Linked DNA regions of Homo sapiens: region 1 is linked to region 2. The links are chromatin loops, found by intact Hi-C in ENCODE. Cell type or tissue: Panc1. All regions are shown on one strand. Links, peaks and the distances in the headings refer to the core of each region. The heading gives the core; the rest is flanking DNA. Region 1 overlaps CD99L2 (CD99 molecule like 2). Region 2 has its middle 84 kb from the start of MIR4330.

What was found. Peaks named below come from ENCODE experiments on the same cell type or tissue, not always from the same donor. Only the 100,000 strongest peaks of a DNase experiment are listed, where the experiment ranks them.
Region 1: a loop joins it to region 2, with 10 times the contacts of the local background. A loop is called at or near these places in 101 of 110 quality-filtered maps.

Annotation. Positions count from the first base shown.
Region 1 is chrX:150,764,488-150,775,532 of GRCh38, forward strand. CD99L2 (CD99 molecule like 2) reads right to left here. Exons shown (of 11, transcript NM_031462.4): 10 at 5,817-5,882; 11 at 1,849-4,614. The coding sequence ends at 4,547. It overlaps MTMR1 (myotubularin related protein 1), which reads left to right. Exons shown (of 16, transcript NM_001306144.3): 16 at 1-621. Among named protein-coding and RNA genes, the nearest start is that of MTMR1, 77 kb to the left of the region's middle. RefSeq lists a silencer at 3,201-3,310 and enhancers at 7,379-7,926, 7,927-8,472. In Panc1, for the core only: no CTCF peak of the experiment used is centred there; a DNase peak (open chromatin) is centred at 7,854.
Region 2 is chrX:151,078,546-151,089,590 of GRCh38, forward strand. No RefSeq gene overlaps it. Among named protein-coding and RNA genes, the nearest start is that of MIR4330, 84 kb to the right of the region's middle. In Panc1, for the core only: a CTCF peak has its summit at 3,996 (motif pointing left); a DNase peak (open chromatin) is centred at 3,966; H3K4me3 peaks cover 1,037 bases.

The DNA of each region.
Region 1 (11,045 bases), core at 6,710-9,209, 310 kb before region 2:
GGACATTTGCCATTTTCTTCCCAGAAATATGTAATCCCCTGGCTGACTAGGACTGTTAAACATAGTGTGGACTGGATGATGCCTTCGACAAACCAGAGAAGCCAAGTTGGGGGGAGCTGGTGCCTGGAGTGGGCCCTGTGCACCTCACCTGGCGGAGGCTGGGGGGGGCTCTGTCAGCAGGACCCTAGAGGAGACTCTCATTCGATTTTAAAGAAGCACAACGGGTCATTTTCCTTTGTATGTTCCTAGCGCAGAACTGTTTCTAAAACAACTTGAAGTATAGTTTTGTTATCTAAGCAATTTTTGTTTTAAGTAAGTAAGTGTACTAGAATGCGAAGCCGTTATGGTTCAGGTTTTTAAAAACTGGTACAGTATTGTATTTGTCTCATCTGTTGCACTGTATTTCAATCATCTGTAATTAAAATGATCATATGTTTGCTCCCTGGTCTTTTTTAAGTAAGTAAGTAAGTATCTTAGTAGATTTTTCCTTTGAGGAAAATCGGTAATAAAATAACATGGATTGAATGTTTACTGTGCGTCAAGCACAGTTAATATATGATGATGTAAAGTAACTAACTTTATGTGATTTAATTCATTCAGTAAATTGTAAATGTATCATGAGTCTTAAGTAAGTAAGTAAGTAAGTAAGTAAGTATTTTGGCTGAAACAGGAAATACTGATTGATTGATTGATTGATTGATTGATGATTGTAAAGTCAGAAACGCCCTCAGCTCTAACCTTGAGAAAACGTGGACGACTTGGGGAAAGGTCTGGAGACACCTGAGAGGAGCCAGTCAGGGTGATGAGTCCTTCGCATGCAAGTGCAGTGCTCTCTAAGGCCTCAGACTGCCCCCACCCCAAAGGAAGGGGCGTTCACCTTTTCAGGGCCACGAAGGCCTGGATGAAATCACACCACCCCCTGTGCCCTCTGTGTGTTGTCGGTCTTCTTGTTAAGGGTGTGGGGTCCCTGTCCCTCTCCACACACGTTACTACTGAGTGAGCCAGAGAGCCCGGTATTCACTGGGCACAGAGGATGCCCAGGGGACTGCTTGCCAGCCAGCCTTCCCCAGCAGTGAGACCATAGCAGCTAGCCATGCAGAACTCCTGCACGAGACAGGCATATGGTGGTCTCGGGTTTGAGAGGACCTGATGCTATTATTTCACTAGAAGCCGAGGTTGGCAAAACAAAATGAAAAAACAAACAACCGACCTCCATGTTAAAACCCAGGGTCCACTGCATCTTGTTTGTTTTCATGCTGAAATGCCCTGAACTGAACTGTCGTCTTCTCAATTTGAAGCCAACATGCGAGCTGATGAGAAGGACATACTTCATCCCAAACGGGCCACTCTCCATGAGGCTGCAACAAGTGACGAGGTGCAGGGCTCCTTTCTCACCCAGCTTTCTGGTTGAAAAACAACTGCGCGTTAACTGGAACCTCCACTGGTTACCAGCCTGCTTGGAAGGCGGCAGAGCAGTCGACTTGGGATTTGTGAGCCTGGGACTTTTTGCTGCTTCCAGGCCCCGGACTGCGCAACCCATGTAGCCCGGGAGCGGCCCCGCAGCACTCTGCTCCTGCCTCTGCCCTCTCTAACCCCAGGACATTGGTCGCTCCACATCCCCTGGCCTTAGCTGCTTGTACGGTGAGGAGTCACCCTTGGAAGTCCTGACACTGAGCCAGTCACTGAGGGGTAAATGCAAGAATTCTAAGCTTCTCGAGAAATACCTTCAGCTGGGGGCGGGGCGGGGGGAGGGGGAGGAGGGCAGCTCTGCATCATAAATTACTTACTTTAGGGAAAAGTGGCAACACTTGACCAAGGGCGTGCCTTAACACCATCAGAAGACAAGAATCTGCTCGGTGCCATTTTATTTAATGCAAACACTAGACAGTTTACAAGTCACACCTGGACACAAGCACGTGAACAGATGTACAGGGAATTCTGGAATTTTGAGATCAGTCCCCATTTCTTCCTCAGGGCCCTGGCACTGAACCCCAGCCCCTGTCCCAGAGCCTCCCCTCTGGGTCCCACCCCAGAAGCCACGCACACCTCCTTCCGCCCAGCTTTATCTTTCCTTGAGCTGTGACTTCACCCAGCATGTGCTCAGAGTTGTTACAAATTTTCTCTGCCAAATTAAGCTGATAGAGATTGGCCACTTTCAACCAGTCCTTTCAGTCCACTGTGTCTCCCCTCTCGCTTGGGACAGGCCCATGCTGGCCAGTGCAACCTTCAGATAGACACATGGTGACCAGAGCCCGCCAGGCTTCTGCAGGTGGCAGTGTCGAGCAAGTGTAAGATGTCTGTGGGAAGGAGAAGCTCCTGAAATGAACGTTCTGCAAACAGAAGGCTGAGGGGTCTTCCAGGCATGTCCAGTCACTAGGAGCTGCCACCGGTGGGCTTGAGTGCCAGGCTCTAGGCTTTGTGCAGAAAGCACCCGGGGCGGGGGGCGGTAAGGGAGAGCAAAATGGGTCTCTCTCAACTGCAGTCAGTGCTCCTGGGAACACGGTCTCACAGACAGCACATATTCTACGTCACAGCTCTAGGGTTTCAAGGACTTAGCCATCCGACAGGCCTCACCATAAAGGTAAAGTGGACAACCCCTGAGGTCACGCTGTCCAGGTGGCGACAGGCCACGCATGCCAAAATCCTCCATAGCCACCTCCGGCCCAGCACCAGCCAGAGGGTGGGGCCATCGGTTCTCGACATACTTGGTATCAGGGAGGGACAAGCCTGACAAAGTTCACAATCTGGCCAATGAGTGTGGGAGGCCCTGGAAACAGGCCAATCCTGCAAGCCACCCCACCCTTACTAACTTCCTGAAGCATGGGAAGCTTCTCGAGACCAGGCCAAGGTTTCTTTCCTTCATGGCACCACGCAGAGGCATTTCTGCAGTGCTGCAGGTCCCCCTTCAGCCACACAGTCCAGGTCTGTCAGGGATTAAAGGGCCGAGCAGGAAAAGGGGTGGTAAGGAGCTCAAGGGCACGCACTGGGAATGGCCTCACAAGGCAGCCTTGAGACGCACAGGGCTACAACTGACCACCCTCCACCACAGGCATGTTTGCAAAACGAACACGAGGCATGCGTTAGACAGATGCATGTGGGGGCTGCAGATTCCAGTGGTTTCCTTAAGAAACTGGAGTTGGCTCATCCCACTCAGCAGACAATCCCGCTCAGTGGACAGCCTATGAAACGCATGGGGCCATCATGCAGACCAAAGAGGCCCGTGAGTTTTGTAAGATCCTGCCTGTCTGGTGACTCATATCTGCTTTCAGAAGTGCTTTCTGACACAGCAAACTGACTATCAGTAGACAGGGGCCCTAGACCCTAGCATGTGGTTCTGTCCCGTGAGCCTCTGACAACAGAGCTCACCGGGACAGAACCATATGTGGGCCAAAGGAACATTCCAGGAAACCAGCTCTGCTCCAGCCCAAACCAGGCAGCTCCACGCCAGGTGAGGGGCGAGTCATGGGGTTCCTGTGTTTGCCACGGTGAGCATGGCTCCCCACGCACTCTCCCTCAGAGCAGACAAGTAGGCTGACCACAGAGCTACAAAGTCACCTGCGTTTCACTAAACCAAGCGAATGTCTCTTTCCCCTCTCCTCCCCCGCCGCCCCCAATTACATTTTTAAGCAAACAAGCAGGATTCTGGCTTTGATGCTCGTTCTTGACATCGGTCACTCTTGCTACCAAAACAGGGACACAGGGTGGAGGGTGAGCACCTCTCCCCAACACAGGATAAAACTCATCTCCGGTGCAGAAATGATTGCTAAAGACCTTTCTCATGTCAACCCGAAGGCCACACCCAGCCCCCTATGGAATCAGATGGGAAACAGGCCTACGAATTGCTTCATACTTATCCGGAAGATTCCTAAGCTCTCAAGGCAGGACTATCACGAGATGCATGTTTGTACTTAAATCACTGAAAGCCTCCGCTTGGACCGGCTCTCCGGAAGCCCAGCAACATAAAACCTGGGATGGGGAAGACTGAAGTGAAACCATCATCCTGGGTGCTGCGTGTGTGTGGTGTTACTTGGTGCTGACCGGTTCGCTCCTTGCAGGGGCTCCAAGTGGGTGCAGGCTGAGCCCCCCACCTGCAGCTCCTTGAGGCCACTGTCAGGGGCTGTCTATTGGCAGAAACCTGCCACAATGAGCCACTCCAGTGTGCAGGGGTCACAGTCCCTTGAGTTCAAACTCTTGTCCCCTAAGCATAAATGTCATCAGGCCTCAGCATCATCTTGGCCCCCGCATCCTGTGCTCAGTAAAGCTGGAGGCAGGCTGGCTTTGGGAGTTGGTGGCTCAGCAGCTCCCGAGGCTGGTGCTGGCTTTCTATCAGAGCTGGCTCTTGAATTTCGGCACCAAGTCTCAGCACGCTTGGGGCAGGGCAGAGAAACCAAACTCACAAACACCCAGAGCTCATCCGGGAAACTCAGACCAACAAGGAGCCGATGGCACAGAGCAGCACAGCAGCTGCGGGTCCAAATGAAGGGGTGGGGGGAGCCGGGTGACAAGCGGTGGCACCATTGTGCATGCCTGCAGCTGGACAGGGCCCTCAGATCCGGGCTGGTTCGGGCGGCGGCGGCGGCTCTGCAGACTGCGTGTGCAACGTGGAGTATTTCACTAGGGGAAAAAGAGGCCGTCAGAAGGAATTCTGCTCTGTCTTGCACAGAAGAAGCAAATACAGCAGCAAGCCCGTGCTGGGAACAGAACTGGGTTTCCCTTTGTATCCCCTGGGGGGCCGCTTAGCAACCTTCCCTCCTGAGCCTGGGAGCAGTTTTGGGCCGGTCAAGGGGAGAGAAAGAGAAAGCTGGACAGGCTCTGGAAACAGCTCAGCCTCCATCTCCTCACCTAAAAAATGAGCGTGTTCCTGCCAGCGCTGCTGGAAGGGTTATTTTAAACAAAGGGCTCAACCTAGCACCTGCCCACACAGATGCTGGCCTCGTGGTGGCTAACCGTGGCAAAGCTCATGACAGTGGATGCGACAGCGGAATCCATTTTTCCACATCTGAACCCAGGCCTATTTTAGTTCATTTGGTGCAGCACTGCCACCCGTCTTCAGCAGCATTGTAGGGCACCTGGCTCCCAGTACACACCACACAGGCTGAGCCCCTCCTGGTCTCCCAGGCCCAGTCCCCACGGCTGCTGCACTGTAGTTCCACTGGCAACACTCGCCTGAGCTGTCCTAGTCTCCCTGCCTGCGCCACCAGGCCTCGGCTGCTCCCCGACCCCAGCAAGCCTTTCCGGACCTCCTCATTGGCATCCCGTGGGCACAGGTCATATCTGCCTCGAGCAGTTGGGCACTCTAGGCCTGTGGCCTGAACTTATGCGACCTCAAATTGCCAACAGCTCCTGAATCCAGAAAGTGCTTGATGACCACAGAAGGGGGAGGGAGGGGCACAGGTGTTGACAATAGGGTCTGGGTTTTACCCAAGTTCCCTCTTGCCTGTGGCAATTTGCAAAGGGAAAAGTTCTAGGTCTAGGTGAAAAGCTTCCCCATGGCTCTGTTCAGGATGTAATTGTATTCGCTGATGGGGAGCAGAGGTGCCTGGGGCTCTGGCTCGGACGGACGAATCAAGGGCAGGGGCCGAGCAGCCGCAATGCCCAGAAGTCACAGGCATGGCAGCAGATGGCCCTGGCTGTCACCCCAGCATCTTTGGGCTCCTGAAACTGGGAGGCAGGCTCATCAGGGCAGGCTTTTGCTCTGGCCGGACATTCTAGAAGCAGACGCCTCTGTGCTTCCCTGCTTCTCTAGCACAGTTCTGCTCAGTGCTGGGACCAACTAGGAAAGCGTCAGCAAGGGACAGTGAGTACAAAGTTCTCACCTTGGGGTTCCTCACATACCACGGCTTCCAGGTTCTCTCCCTTCACGTAGTCTGCGTTGAGACCCTCTGCAAAGGGAAAAGGGCAGAGTTAGTGATGCGCACAGGACCTAAGGGTCCCCAATCGTGACTGAGAACTCCTGACCAAGTCCTCTGCAGCTAAAAAAGCAGCACAGCTCCCCTGGGGAACTCAAAACCCTGCACCCTGAGCCACCTGAACATCCTTATCCGGATGAAGACTGTTCGTCCCAGAATTCACTGCCCAGGAGTTCTCATCATCGTCCTCAGAAATAACAACGACATGCAGCGAAGGCTTCCGGCACTCCATCCTCATAGGGCAGCTGCCACCGCGTCAAGACGGCAGCTCCGCCCAGTGGAGGGGGCGCCCGATGGCAGGGCTCAGCACCATCCACAGGTCCGTGTGCGTGTGCGGCCCGGGGGCCAGGGAGCCAATCGCTATGAGTGATTGATGGATGCAGGGCAGGGAGGGGCGGATGGCTGAGTGGGGCTCAGCATGTAGATGCAGCAAAGCCTCCTGCCAACATGCAGCCTCCCAGCAACACCCGCGCGGAGGCCAACTGCTCCTCCCAGCAGCAGGAATAACCGCTGTGTCCACCTGAGCTTGGAGGGGCCAGCCCACCAGCAGCTGCTTCAGTCTAGTTAGTTATCTAGGCTTTCTCTACACCTGTTACAAGAGGGATTCGGGGACTGTACCAAGCATTCCCTCCCGCCAGCAAGGGCCAGTGTTCAAGTTCTTAGAGTGGACCCCACCCCTGCTGCTGCTTGCAGAGAGTCAAGAGTCTGTGTCTCATCCCTGCGTAGCACAGGGACTGGAACCCTTCAGCCCCGGGTCTGTGGGAAAACTGGGGCATGGTTCCAACCGACCGACCGACCGACCAGGCACCAGTGCAAGTCAAGCCATCGTCCTGGGCTACAGGCTCCTTGCCTAAACAAGAATGCCCACCACCTGCCTGCCCCGGTGGCTGCTGGGCTTGAGGTGGGAGCCAAATGGGCCTGTGGCAAATGCGGGCGTTGCTCTTTGGCAGGTGTGGCCGGCCCCACGCAGAGCGGGGCAGGTGATGAGTGCAGTGGAAGCTGCCCCAGGTGCACCTTCCCAGCTGACAGGTGGGGGCCAGGAGACACACCCTGAGCCTCGTGATCACTGCTAGCTGCCAACCCAGTGGGCGCTGGATCGTCTCCTTCCTGTGGGTGGCCCTCTATGTGCTCCCCAGGCATGACCACCAGTGGGCACCTGAGTCCTCACCATGGCACCTCAACTCTCCCCCCACCCCTGCCACATCCAGCCTGGGGACAGAGTGTCTGGCAGGTGGCATCCTCTCACACGCATCAGGGTAAGCTAAAGATGGTCCTGGTTACAGCCACGTCGGTGAGTGCCAGGGAAGCAGGAGGGAGAAGAGCGGCAAGGAAGCGCCAGAGCAGGGGGCGAATGAGGAAGCATCAAGGCTGAAGCAAAAGGAAAGTGAGGAAGGCAAAGCAGCGTTACCTTGACCTGCTGCTGCATCTGAAGGCAAGACACAAAGCTTAGAATCCCTGGAGTAAGAGCGCTCCTGACAGCAAACATGCGGGCTTTCCACACTGAGGGCAAAGGCAAGGGAAGCCAAGGGTCCCCAGCATGGGCCTTTTGGCAGCAGCAGAGGCCGAGAGCACCTGAGGGCCACAGTGGTGGGGGCAGGCCTTCCTCGCAGCCACCTCCTGCTGTCTCCCCAGAGCTTGGTGTTCTGCACCCCGGTCCCCTCTACCGCCATCTCCATGTGGCAGTGGCTGAGACTCAGGGGAAAGAGTGGGGACAGGAGGCCCAACCCCCAGCTTCTCAGTGTTTTCAGCCACCCCACAAACGTCTGCGGGACTCCTCCTGATTCTGGCCCGGGCCAGGTGCCAGGGACATGATGTACACGCAGCCCCGCCACGGAATGGACGGTCCAGAGACTCCTGATCACGGAGGGGGCAAGGCGAGCTGGGAGTCGCACACTCAGAAACCAACCGGCCCAATCCCGCCCCATGAGCACCAGGTGAGGTCAGCAGGGGGCGCTGTAGGACCACAGGCTGGGAGAGGCTGCTCCAGGCCTGCAGGGCGAGAGGAGCTAGGTCAGGACGGGGGACAGCAGAGGCCCGGGATGGGGATGGAAGAGCACCTGGCGCCCTCGGGAAGTGAAAGGCCTCTGGGAAGCCTATGGAGGGGAAAGGATGTGGTTGGGACCAAACCATGAAGGGCTTCCACTGCCAAACTCAGGCTCAGCCAGGACCTTGAGGGCAGCAGGAAGCATAAGGGGGATCCAGGCATTTTAAAACAGGTCCCGCTGGAGGAGCGTGAGGTGTGGAGGAGACTGCACAGGCAAAAAGGTCTATGGAACCTTTTGGACGGGAGATGAGGAGAAGACCTTGGCTCTGGACTGGCAGGGGCCATGGCAATGGTGATAGGGAGGTGTGGCTCAAGAGGAGACCTACACAGGTGGCACAAATCCCAGGACTGGGGAATGCACGGACATGAGGTGGGGGGACAGGAGGACTCCCAGCCTCTAGCTTGGGGAGACAGCCACACAGGAAGGCGCCATGGGAGAAGGAAGGTTGGAGGGGAGGGGAAGGGCACTGAAATCCAAGATGGACACACTGGGCCGACGGGGTTCCTGGGAGCTGCCCCGCTTTGCCTGCTGATCCAATTCGCAAAACCTCACACTGGCCCGTTTTAGGAAATAAGCATGAAAATAATGTATTTTCCTTTCATTTTAATGTCCCACAGAGACAGATACAATCAAGATGTTCACTTTGTGCTTTGGAAATCAACCTATTTTTCTCTCTCTGTTCCTACTGACACCTGAGCAGCCTCAAGCCAGCCTCTGACTTTTTAATTCCAGAGCAGAAGGAAGTCGAGATACCCTTGATGGGGAAACTGAGGGCCCAGCAGGAGAGGGCCCAAGCCGGCCACCCTGTCTGCTCAGCCCAAGAACTCTCCCCATCCATGGCCCTGCCCTTGCCAGGCCGAGTTACAGGGCTGGCTTTTCACCCATGTGCAGAGCCCGGAAGAGAGGCAATGGCAGGTAGCTGGCAAGCGCACGATGCCCGGGACACTGCTCTTACGAGGAACTACAGACCTGTAGTTTAAATAGTTTCTTTTACCCAGCATGCTTTTTAAAGTCTCAAAGCCATCCTTTGGCCTGGCCATCTCACCCAGTTTTGTAATGGGCATGGATGTGAAAACTGTGGACTGTCGCATCTCACCATTAGGCTGACGATGCTATAGTGAAGAATGCCCCGCCCCATGCCAAAAAAGATCTGCGTGTGTCCTCATCCCTGGAACCTGTGAACATGGCCTTATTCAGGAACAGGGTCTTTGCAGGTGTAATTAAGTTAAGGATGTTAAGATGAGGTCATTCTGGATTTAGGATATAAACCGAGATTGGAATGATATGGCCACAAGCCAAGGAACATCCGGAGTCCCCTGGAACTGGGAGAGAATCAACTTCTGTTGTTTTGAGCCACTCAGTTTGTGACTCTCTGTTCTGGCAGCCCCAGTGAACTCATACAGCTTTGGCAAACCTCACCAGTGAGACCTTTTGGCTCCCAGGGCATTAGCCTTTTCGTTCAAAGAGCTCACAACTACTTTGTTGCTACGAACCAAACCTCCTTGCCACCCCAGCCACCTAGAAGGGGAAATCATCAGAAAATCAGGCCAAAATGTATCTGACATGGTGCTTCCAGCCAAATAAGCTCTCCAGCAAAGGTCCACACAGGAGAAGCCCTCTAGCCAGCCACCAGGACCTCCCCTGCCACTGTGGCCTCCATTTTGAGGACATCTTTGGGTGTAGGATTTTTTTTAATAATAAATATTCGTTCAATGACATTTTAGTTACCAACTAGTTTAGTCAGTCATACAGGAAAGATTTTTCTGTCAGTCAGTTCTAACTTTGTCCTACAGATCTGGTTTAATCTAAATCTGGGCTTTTATCTTTTCCCAAGAGGCCACCTTGAGAACCTGGATGCTTATCCAAAATCTTCACTCCTCTCCTGGCAAGCGGGATGCTCTGAGTTGTTCTCCCAAAGTGTCCCTGGCCAGGTCCTTGCTCCCTCTCCTCTAAAACAGGGAGGGGAGACGAGTATGGAGAGCTCCCAGCCCAAAGAGCAGTTTCAAATGAGGATCCCTGGCCGTGGGGAAGGCCATGTGGATTGAGCTGTGTCCCAGAATCCCCATCTCGTTCCAATCCACCTGCCGGAGGGAGAGCCCACGGAGGACAGCCTTGGGGCCTCTTGAACAGAAAACCCCTGTATTAGGCGGCTTCTACTTTTTTGCCAAATGCAATAAGAACACGGTCAGAGATGAAGGGCTGTGACTATGTACCTGGTTGCCCTGGGCTCCTTGTTCCAGGCACAGCCCAGGAGGCTGATGCAAAACTTCCCCCGCCGCGCTAAATGCAACTCGACCCTCTCGCCCAATGTCTCCTTCTAAATATCAGTGTCCAGGCAATTAGAAGGTTGGATTCCCATCTTTTTCACCAGTTAGAGGATTCCTTGATTTTTGATTTGAGGGAAAAGGGTAACTCTAAAAACAATCCATTCCCCAGCCCTGGACTCTGTCTGACCCATTCCCTGCTCATGCCACTCTACAGTCAAGCTTCCGGATCCACGGTGGGTCCGTGGGATCTCAAGCAGGGTGGCCATGAACAGTTTCGCAGGCTGCGCACTGACATGTCAACGTGCTCCTGCAGTACTGCTGTGCCTGCTGTGTGTGTCGCCCTGGTCAAGAATGTTCTACAAGAGTGAAGCAAACAAATATGATGGTCAGATTAATAAACAGTTGGAGACTTCCGTAAAGCATCTTGGGACCCAGGTTAGTTTTCTGGGAAGCTCAGCTCAGGCTAGACTTAAGGGCGGAGGGCCACAGCAAGGGTAGGGAAAGACCCACGTGGGTTGCTTCTAAGCTTCCCATTGCATCAAAGGGGCCGGGGAAGGAGTGGAAAGAGACAAGCTACAGCTGAGTCACATTCTGTCACTTGAACTGAAAATTGCCAGCCTTGAACTGGAGACACGCTCCACTCAGCAAACAGTGACAGAGCATCCATCTGTGCTTACAAAAGGGACAAGCAAGGTCTTGTTCCCTCAACAGCATCCCCACAGGGCTGCCTGATGTGGGGCGCCGATGGGTGAAGACAGGATTCCATTTGTAACTATTCCATTAATCTATGACTTCCAGACTCACAGCTACAGCATGAGATGAAA
Region 2 (11,045 bases), core at 2,820-5,319:
ATGTTTCCCATTTTACTTCTGAGTAAACAGAGGCCTAGAAAAGCAGCAATCTAACCAGGGTCCCATAGGATAGTAGTAGGAGAGCCAAGTCTCAAACACGTCCTTGCCTGTGAAATGAGTGTCATAGCCTCAGCCAACATTTCCTATTTAGGGGTCTGTGACAGTGTTTTATGGGTTTGATAAACTTGAAGATGGTGATAACTCCTGGTTTAATTTCAATTAAAATTAACAACATTAAAAATTATTTAAATATTTCCCCCTTTAAAACCAGACCAGTTTGAAAGTATCTCAATAAGTGTTGAGTGAAAATGCGGGTTTTACTGTAGATGTGGTTAATATCAGTTTATAATTCAGCTAAATACTTCTATTCCCCATGGTCATTTTGACTCATTATACAGTTTAAATTGATTTTATTCTTCTGTAAAGAAAATATTGACTATTTATATTCGTAAAGGGCTACTACTTCAAGACATAGACATAAGGACCACATGATATTCAAATACAAGCAAATGAGGAGGATAAAATGATAATGATTTTGCAATTTCACCTCATGATGATTTTTAGCAGATATATAAGTTACATTCATCTCACAAAAATTCCTATAAAACACACTAAGAAATTTCTATTACTTCAAAAACAATGTTAAGAAGAGAAAATATAGTGGCAGGGACCAAAATGATTTGGTCTTTCATTTATTTGGAATAGACATGAGCAAGCTGTTTTTGGAGAAAAGTGTTTATAACTACAGCAGCCTTAAATGTTGTCTCTTAGCTAATCATGTAGACACAAGATCTGTAGATTTCAAATAATAACTACATGATTTTTAAAGTTTAAATACAAGAATCCAAAACATTAGGCCACAAAAGTAATTTTTGTCCTGCAGTATTTGATCCTGTAATAAGTGTGTTTTTGTTTATTTTTAATTACAAAAATATTTCTTTGGTAGAGTCAGGGTTTTGCTATGTTGACCAGGCTGGTCTTGAACTCCTAGCCTCAAGTGATCCTCCTACCTCGGCCTTCCAAAGTCCAGGGATTATTGGCATGAGGGATTTTTGGTGTGAGTGTTTATGAGTGATGTGTGTGTGTGTGTGTGTATGAGTGTGTTGGTGTATATGTGTAAGTGTGTGTAAACGTATATATGTGTGACTGTGTGCATGTGTATTTAAGCCTGTGTACGTGTCTGTGTTTCTGTGAGTTTGCCTGTGTATGTGTGAAACAGCCCAAGCTCTGGGGAAGAAAATCTAGATTCATATGACAGTGGAACAAGAAAATTCAAAACCACACAAACTTATTAAATTTGATGAAATAGATTCCTGATATCCTGAATGGAGCTGACAAGAGCCATGTCATCTCTTTCTGTGCTCATTTGGTGGTAGTCATGTAGCAGTAAGGATGCATGCACATGTGCACGTGTGTGTGTGTGTGTGTGTGTGTGTGTGTGTGTGTATGTGTGGATGTGTTGAAGGGGGGCCAGTGGGAAGCACTCAACAAAGTGGATCAACCTGTCAGCCCAGGTTCAGCCAACTGGGTGCCCCCTGGGATGAGGGCAGCTGTGGGTGCCAGCAGGTGAATCCATGCTGCCAGCGCAGAGTGGAAATCTCCCCAGCTCTTTGGTTGGTTCTCCCTTCTTGTCTCCCTCCCTCATTCTATCCATCCCCCATCGCCCACCTAGGACACACACACCAAAGTGGGCTCAAGCCTCTGTCTTTAATAAGCTCAGAAGACAGTAAATCATGGTAATGAGAAAAACAAGGAGCACATCTGCTCCCAATGAAGCATTGCATATGGGTTGATCAATTGCTCTAGAAATTGTCCTTTGGACATTATTCACGATGAAGCTGTCCTGTTAGAGTACAGTTTCCCATACATAATTGGATGATGTGTCAGACTGGTTGTGGGTCCTTCTAGTGGGACCATCATGATGTTTTCAGTTTAGGCCATTTTAAGGAATTTGGAGTCGCGTTACCAAAGTGCTTTTAATTTTTTTTTAACCTTAGAGTCCATTTTCACTGAAAAACAATTTTAGCAATGGTGGTGAATTTCCAGGAGCACCTTCTGGCTAAAAGACATGCTTTTGACCCCTGAATTGTTTTTAGAGTCTCCGATCAACATTAACCTCTCTACCACCATGAATTCACATTTGTTTGTGGCAAGGACTGGAGACAATTTCTGATTAAAAGCATTCACAGGCCCGTCTGTGAGCCCCTTGAGAGTACGCTCCTCTAAACCAGCTCTGACTCTCCCAGAGCCACAAGGGTAGGGAGTTATAAGTATATATAACCTTTTAGGGCTTCCAAGGACTGCTGATGCAATCAGCACATGGTCATTCATTCACTCATTTGACGCTGGTTTAGACACTTGAGATACACCAGTGATGCAAAGAAATATCTCTGCCCTCTGAGGTTTATGGGACAGCAGATAGAGAGAGACATATAATATTAATAGCATCATAAATAAGGAAATAGTATGTACATATGTTAGCAGGTGCTATGAAAAAAAGAAGAGCAGGATGCGGGGGATGTTACGAGCATTAAATGGAGTGGTCAGGGAAGGCCTCAGTGAGAAAATGTCATTTGAGCAGCCTTGAAGGATGAAGCTGACATCAAAGGGAGGTGCATTCCAGCAGAGGAGATAGGCAGAGCAAAGCCCCGAAGCGGGCATGCGCCTGCAGGTTTGCGGAACAGCAAAGAGGCCTGTGTGGCTGATTGGGAGAGAGCAAAGGGAGGAGAGTAGGGTGAGTGGATAGAAAGGTGATAGCATCAGATGACATACAGGGCCTCGCAGGCCATGGCAAGGACTTAGGCTTTGACTCTGTTGGAGATGGGAGCCCGTGCAAGCTTTTGAGCAGAGGAGGGGTGGGTCCTCACGTGTGTTTGAATGGAATCACTCTGGCTGCTATACTGGGAATAGATTGTAAAGCTGCAAGGGTGGAAGCTAGCTAATGTAGTAATTCAGGTGAGAAATGATGATGACTTGTCCCATTCGCTGGGTTGAGCTGCTGAATTGAGAAACCTGCCTCTAAGATAATGGCAGGAATTTAGCAGGGTAGGTTTTAAAGCTGTAAGTGGACAATGTTTTTTTGCTACTGAGGGTTCAATTTGGCTTCCAACTCCCCTGGAGCTGGCCGTGTATATTAAGCGTGAGCGCGGGGTCTAGTCCTTCAGGTTCTTATAAAGGCAGACCCTAAGGAGAGGCTGCTGCTCCCAGAGTGAGGCTAAACATGAAAAATCCTTCACAGCTGTGGGGGAATCTGGGTCCAAGGACGTGGGGGTCTGTTTGGGGAGCAGGGGTCGGATTCCTGGCCTGGAAGACAGGTGGGAAGGAAGGCTTACTGCTCTTTGACTGCCTAGCTGCCTTCAGAAGCTGCCTGTTATTAATGGCAGTCTCTGGAAGACTTCAGGACACACAGAAGGAGAATGGAGAAGGCTCTCTCATCTTTCTTTCCTGGCGTGCTCTGAACAGAAATGTGAGAAGATTGCAGCCTCTTACCCCCGCCCCCATGGAGGAGCTCAGGAAAGGGGGTCTGTAGGTACACCTGGGCAGGAGGCTTTCTGGAGGGGGAGGAAGCAGCGTACCTCGGAAGCTTGGGGGTGAGAGTGGCAGCAAACTCCAGGGAAAGGGCTAGTTGGAGGGCCTTTGCAAGCCTTAAGTCCATCGTGCAGTTCCAGGGACATCCAGAATTGTGTATAGGGTCAGTATTCAGGAGACCGGGCTTCTGGTCCTGGCTGCACCGCCGTGGCCTTGAGCAAGGCCCTGTCCCCCTCTGGGTGCCATCCCTCAGTAAGGAGAGGCCAGGTGACTTCTGGGGCCTTCCAGCCAGGACACGAGGGACTGCGGCTTAGCCAGAAGCCAGTTTCTCCCGCTGCGCTGAGCCAGCTCCGCAGAGGACGCCGACGCAGGAAAGCACGCAGAGTCCGGACTTTAATAATGCACGCGGCGGCTCGCTCAGAATACAAATGCGGCGGGCGGCAGCGCAGGGGCGCCCGCCACCCTGTGGTCAGCCTAAGCACTGCAGGCTGCGCTGCGGTCTTGGAATTTATTTCACGTGGGGCGGGGCGCGTGGGGAGTGAAGGTTGGAGGGCGTCAGGAGAGGGAGGTGGGTATAGGGAGGCGGTGAAGAGCGAGGCTCCAAGAGAGCGCAGCAGCTCCCGCAGCTCCCCTCTCCTGGCTGCAATCGGTTTCTCGTCCACAGCCCCTTTCTGACCATCTCTTGGGGATCTTTCTACACATAGAGTCACAGTTTGACTTTCCCTTTCCCAGTCTCAGCTATGTGGACTGTTCAATGGGAGCAATAGCACTCACTTCACAGGGTGATTGGGCGGTCATTATTGCCCTTGAGCCTGAGCAAGCCCCGTGTTTCAGGGGCCCCATGCTTTCCAGTGCCTTCTAAGCAGGAAGCTCCCCACCAGCTCCTGGAACCTCTGGACCGACCAGAAGGTAACCCCAAGCCCAGACTACGGACCTGCATGAAACCTGGTACTGGTTTCCCTTCTCTGGGCTCCCTTCAGTCCTCTATTTTCCACCTGACCCCCTGCAGTCAGATATCCTGAGAAGCTCCAGGACTCCCACCTATGGGAATCATCCCAGGGCGCCATGCTTGGCCTCTGCTGAGGGTGTTTTTGGGAAAAAAGATTGCTCCCACTGGCCAGCAAGGTATTTCTTTCATAGGAGCGAGACAGATTAGGTCATCAGGCTGGTACCGACACACGGATTTTGGTAACTCAAATAGTCTATATAGACAGGGGCCCAGTACACCTTAGGGGTGCCCTGTGGCAAACAAATATGTGAGGTGCTGCTGCCTGTGCTGTTTATTGATAAGGAATGTCGGAGCATTAATCCCCTCATTCCACAAATCTGGAGCACCTTTTCTGTGCCAGGCACATTGCTGGGTTCTGGGCCCTGCCTCTAGACTCAAAGAACCTCTGTCTTCTGAGACCTTTTGACCGCTCTGGCCTATGGCTCCTCTTCAATTTCTGAAAGCTGTCTTCTGCAGGCTTCCAGGACACCACCCTCTCTTGGCTTTCCCATGACCTCTCTCTCCACTGTAGGATTGTCTGTCCCTCAGGTGGGTCTCTGTTCTGGACTCCTTCCCTTGTTTCTTCCCACACTGCCTTACCACCAAGCTTGTCCACACCCAGGACTTGAATTGCCACTGTGTGCAGCCTGAACTGATACCCCTACCTCTAGCTGTGCCCTTTCTCATGAGCTCTAGAACCATATACTCCACTGCTATGGGGGCATTGCCACATGGATGTCCCATAACCAACACCCACTCACTGTGTTCAAATTTGACCTCATGATCTCCCCCTCCCCCACAGGTTTCATGGCCACTCAGATCTAGTGCAAACTCCTTTCCATGACCTACAAAGGCACTAGTGCCCCAGACCCTGCTTGCTACCTCATTCTCCAACTTCCCATTGACATCAGTCTTTTGGTCCTCACAGAGCCACACACTCTTTGTCCATGCTATGCCCTCTGCCCCTCTTATGGGTTTATCAGCCCCTCCTGCCTCATTGTCCACCCAATTCATACCAGCCCCCACCATGTACCACTTTAACCCCTGTCTTCTAACACCTTCAGTGCACCCCTACCCTGGCGGTCCTGCTGCTGCATGGGCCTTGAGGACTCTAGCCATCCACTGTCTTCTGGAGTAGAACTCCTTTTCTACTAAGCTTGTTTTAGTGTTTCTCAACAAAATGCTACTGGCATTTTGGGTGGGAGAATTCCCCATTGTAAGGTCTTTGGAGGACTTATAACATGTCTGGCCCTTACCCTCTATATGCCAGCAGCACATTCCGCAACACCAGTAACTGTGACATTCATGAAACCTACATGCCCCTTTCCGAATACTGCCTGGGGAAATCTCCTTCTCTGGGCTCCCAGTAGATTGTACCTCTACTGATTGAGAATCACTCTAGTCTTTCCTGTTTGAAGACCTTTCTTTTGGGGAAGTGTGGATGCAAAATAAGAGCTGAGTAGCTTTGCTTTTTGTCTGTCACTTATTAACTTTGTGCCGTCTGCTTCAAGCTGGGGGTCAGGTAATGATAGAGGATGCCAGCCATTTAGAAATGGGAAAACAATTGGGAAAACAGAGGGTGCAAGTGACACAGGGGTTTATGCCAGGGAAAGGGCATAAATCAGTGGTTCCAGGGCAGCAGAGCAGCTCATGGTGGGAGTATGAAGGTACCAGGTCCAGCTCCCAAGTAAAGGGGATTCTGCTCTTGCCTCCTGGAGGAGCCCACCTGAGGCTATCTCCCTTGGTCCTGGATCTGCCTCAGGGACCACAGGGCCCAGCCATACCATTTGGCATCCTAGAGCTCTTGGCTCAGAGGGGGAAGAGGGAGCTGAGAAAAACATCTTTGCCTTATATTTGCTAGACCAGAGGTTCTCAACTCTCATGAGTATGGGTCTGAATTTCAGTTCAGAAATATTAATGTGCAAGAAATATATATGTTTCTTCTAAAACAAACTAATTACTGATGCCATATCTTATTCTTCCAGGATGTCAGAAAGCTTAACCTCAGGACTCCTCCAGGGTTGTGCCACAAATCAGAGACCTTGGACCTATGACCCCATCAACCCAGATGCCTCAAGTAGTCACTCACCCCATTCCCCTACCAAATTTTCTCAGCCACCTTGGAGTGCTCCAGAATCACCTGAGATGTGTGTTCAGTCTCTTGTTCTGCCCTCAGGTCAGACTCAGTCAGTGTCATTTGACCCTTACTATACCAACAAACAGCATTGACTGCACTTTATATGTACTAGCCATATTGCTGAGCATGCTGCATACACCTTCTCAGGTGGAGGCTGCCAAGAGTTGGGCTAACTGTTCTGGCTCTACGGTTAGACTACCTGTATTTGAATTGGATCACTGCCACTGACTGGTTGGGTGACCTTGGGTGAACCACTTATTCCACACTTCGGTGTCCAAATTGATAGAATGTCCCAACTTCATAGAGTTGTCATGAGGATCACAGATTCAAATACCTGCGAAGGGCTTGACATAGAGTAAGTACCACAAAGTATTTTGTACTATTATTAGTTATCCCCATGATACCATGAGCTAGGTATTTATTACAATGTTCATTTTATAGATGAGGGAATTTTGGCCTACAGAAATCAAGTAACTTGCCCAGGATCGTAGACAGAAGTGACAGAACAAAACCTCAAACCAAGGTGGTCACATTCTAGTGGTTAATGTCATTGAGCCTATGGCTACTGATATGGTTTGGCTCTGTGTCCCCATGCAAATCTCACCTTGAATTGTAATAATCCCCACGTGTCAGGGGCAGGACCAGGTGGAGGTAAATGAATCATGGGGGTGGTTACCCCCATGCTGTTCTCGTGTTAGTGAGTTCTCATGAAATCTGATGGTTTTATAAGGGGCTTTTCCCCTTTGTTGAGCATTCACATGAGATGCAAATATCTTCACAGTTTTTGACCACTCAGAGAGGTCCATCCACATAGCAAGTGTGCAAAAGAGGGGCCTACTTACCATGGAGAAGAACTCACAGGCTCAGAGAAGTGGCTTACCCAAAGTTATATGGTCACATGGCTCATCAGTGGGAGAGGTGAGATTTCCACTATGGCTAATTCCAAATCCCTCGCAAAAGTGTGTAGATATGAAAGGGTGAAGAAGGCTTTGGAAGCATTGAATTGACTCAGATTACTAACTCAGGGTAAAAACAAATGATGGCTCATGTTTCCGTTGAAATGACAAGCAGATGAGCAGCATTTTAGAATGAACTTGTTTGATGAGGATCATCAATGGTGAAATGTCAGTCTTCATCTTACTTGAGTTTTGAGCAGCGCTTGATACGGTTGCTCACTCCTTTTTCCTTTGAAACACCCTTCAATGGCTTCCAGAACACTCCTCTCTCCTGGTTTTTCCTGGTACTTTACAGATTATTTCTCTTCAGTATCCTTTGCTGGCTCCTCCTCATCAGCCTGTAACTTTTCCTCTTTTTTTTTTTTTTACATTTTTTATTGTGCTAAAATATATAAAACATAAAATTTGCCATTGTAACCATTTTAAATATATAGTTCAGTGACATTAATTACAATCACAGTGTTGTGCAACCATTACCACTGTTCATCTCCAGAACATTTTCATGATCCTAAACTGAAACCCTATACCCTTTAAGCAATAACTCTCCATCTCCTCCCCCCTCTGATAAAAGTGCTTATTAATTCCCATTCTACTTTCTATGTCTATCGATTTGCCAATTCTGAAGACCTCATATGAATGGGATCATATAATAATATGTGATCATTTGTGACTGGCTTATTTCACTTAACATCATGTTTTTCATGTGTATCCATGTTGCAGTGTGGATCGTTACTCGACCTTTTGTTTCTGAATAATGTATGTATATCCACATTTTTCTTATTCATTCATCTGTTGATATATACTTGAGTTGTTTCTATCTTTTGGCTACTGTGTATAATGCAGCAATGAGCATTGGTATACAAATACCTATTTGAATCCCTGTTTCCAATTCTTCTGGGTGTAAACCTTGTCCTCTTAATTTTGAAAGACTCCAGCAACCAGTCTTTGTGCTCTTCCCTTACTATGTTCTATGTGATCCCACCTAATCTCCTGAGTTTAAATACAACCCAATGCTGCTGTGTCCCAAATGCCTATCTTCAGTCCAGAAGTCTCCCCTGAACTCCAGACTTCTGTCTGCAGCTACCTCTTTGACTCCATCACTGGGTTGTCTGGTAGCGTCTCAAAGAACAGATCCACGCCAAACACTTTCTTGGTATTTTTCCCAAACATGCTACTGCTGTATGTTTAGTAAATGGCAACTCTGTTCTTCCATTTGATCAAGCCCCCAGACCTTGAAGTCTTTGCCTCTTTCCTCACTTATTACAGCCAACCCATTGACTTGTCAATCCATTGACCAATCCAACACAGTTTGTTGACTTTAATAATTTCACAGTATATCCAGATTCTGACCACTTCTCACAACCTCCATGACCACCACCCTGGTACCAGCCACCATCAGTCCTAGCCTGGGTTACTCTACTAATCTGCTAAATGGTCTCCTTGCTTCTGCCCTTGCATCTCTCACTCCATCATCTATTCCTACCCCAGCAACCAGAAGGGTCCTTTCAGAGCATAAGCCAGATTATGGAAAGTCCTTCAACGACGTAATCAAAGTTCCTACAATGGCCTACCTGATATGGCTCACTGTCTCCTTTGTGACAGATCTCTCTTCACTTCCCTCTTATTCACCACACTCTAGCCATACCAGCTTCCTTGGTTTCCTTCTAACACGCTGGACACACTGTTGCCTCATGTGATCTCATTTGCTGATCGCTCTGGCTCGAACACTCTTTGTCTAATCATATGCCAGTCTTTGCTCAAATGTCACCTTCTTAGAAAGTCCTTCTTTGACCCACTCGATTTAAAACTGTGCTCCTGCTCCCTTTCCAGTTTCTCCGTAGCACTTATCATCTGGCATACTCTATCTTTTACTTACTTACCGTTTGTCTTCTCCAACCAGAGCACCAGCTCTGTAAGAAGAGAGGCTTTTGCTTGTTCTGTTCTGTGATGTATCCTTAGTTCTAGAATAGCTTGGCACAGAGTAGGCACTCAATAAATATTTGTTGGATAAACACATGAATAAAAAAAAAAGTGTCATTTCAAACACAATCAACTGGGTACCACATCCTGTCTCAAACCAAAACTCTTTTTTCATAGTGCACTTCTATGCCGACTTTTTTGAAATCTGATGCCTCACTCCACACTCCCTCATCCCAGCATGGTTAAGGTCTCCATGTCCAAGCCCATATCTTCCCTGTGCTTTTCTCTGTATAAGCTTCATCAATATGTATGTATATGAGTCATTTTTTCCCAATCAAAACTGCCAACAATCTTGTCTGCACTTGCTGTCTCCTTTTTCTTACTTCCCACACATTCCTCACCTCACTCTGATCTGACTTCCTTTTCTATCATGTCACTAAAACAGTTTCTGTTAAGGTTCCAAGGCTCTCTGTGTCACCAAATCCCTTGGTCACTTTTGATCCTTATCTTTCTTCGCTCACATGCCTTCTTTTTGAAACCCGCTCTGTCCTTGACTTCCAGTCCCCAGCACTCTTCTGGTTTGTCTTCTATTGCTCCAACTGCTCCTTTGCAGGGTCTTCTTTTAGTCAACCTCTAAACAAAGAGTTTCTTAAGTTACAGCCTAAGACCTTCTCCTCTTCCTAGTGTTTACTCTAAATTTTCAGTCTCAGCCATCTATGGCTTCAGTCATCCCTGTACATAGACAACTTTCAAGCCTATACCTCCAGCCCAGACCTCTCCTGTGAGCTCCAGACCCATAAACTTATGGTTTGATGAACACATGTCCTCTTGGATATCACAAAAGCCCTTCAAACTTAACATGCTCAAAATCAAACTCATGATCTTCCTCCCTACTCTTTCTCCTTATATTCCTTCAGTGTTCCCTATATCAATGAATAGTACCACATTCATCCAATTGCAGAGCCAGAAATCCAAGTGTCATTCTTGCTGTCTCCATCTCCACCATATCGAATTCATCACCTAATTCTGACAATTTTACTTCCAAAATAGTGTATTTCAAGTTCACCAATTTCTCTCAATATCCACTATAACCACCCCAAGTCTAGCCACCATTATCTCTGGCCTCAACAACAGTAGCCTCCTAATTGACCTCTCCCTTTCCACTGTAGCATGCTCCAAGAACTCCCCATGCTACAGCCAAAGTGATCTTTTGAAAATGTGAATCAGATGATTTCAAATTACTGCTTAAAATTCTCTATGACTTCCCACAGTTCTTAGGAATCAGGCAGAAATCTTTTGTGTGGCATCTAGCTCTGGCATGTTGGCATCTAGCTCTGGCTCCTGTGTATACCTCCAGCCATACTTCTCACCTTGCACTTCTGTGTTGGCCCTCTTCTAGTTTACCAATAAATCCAATCCTGTTTGATCTTGCTATAGGGCTTTTGCAGACATTGTTCCCTTTGTTTGAAATGCTTTCCTTCTCATCTTTGCCTAGTTAACTTCTCCCCCCCTTTTT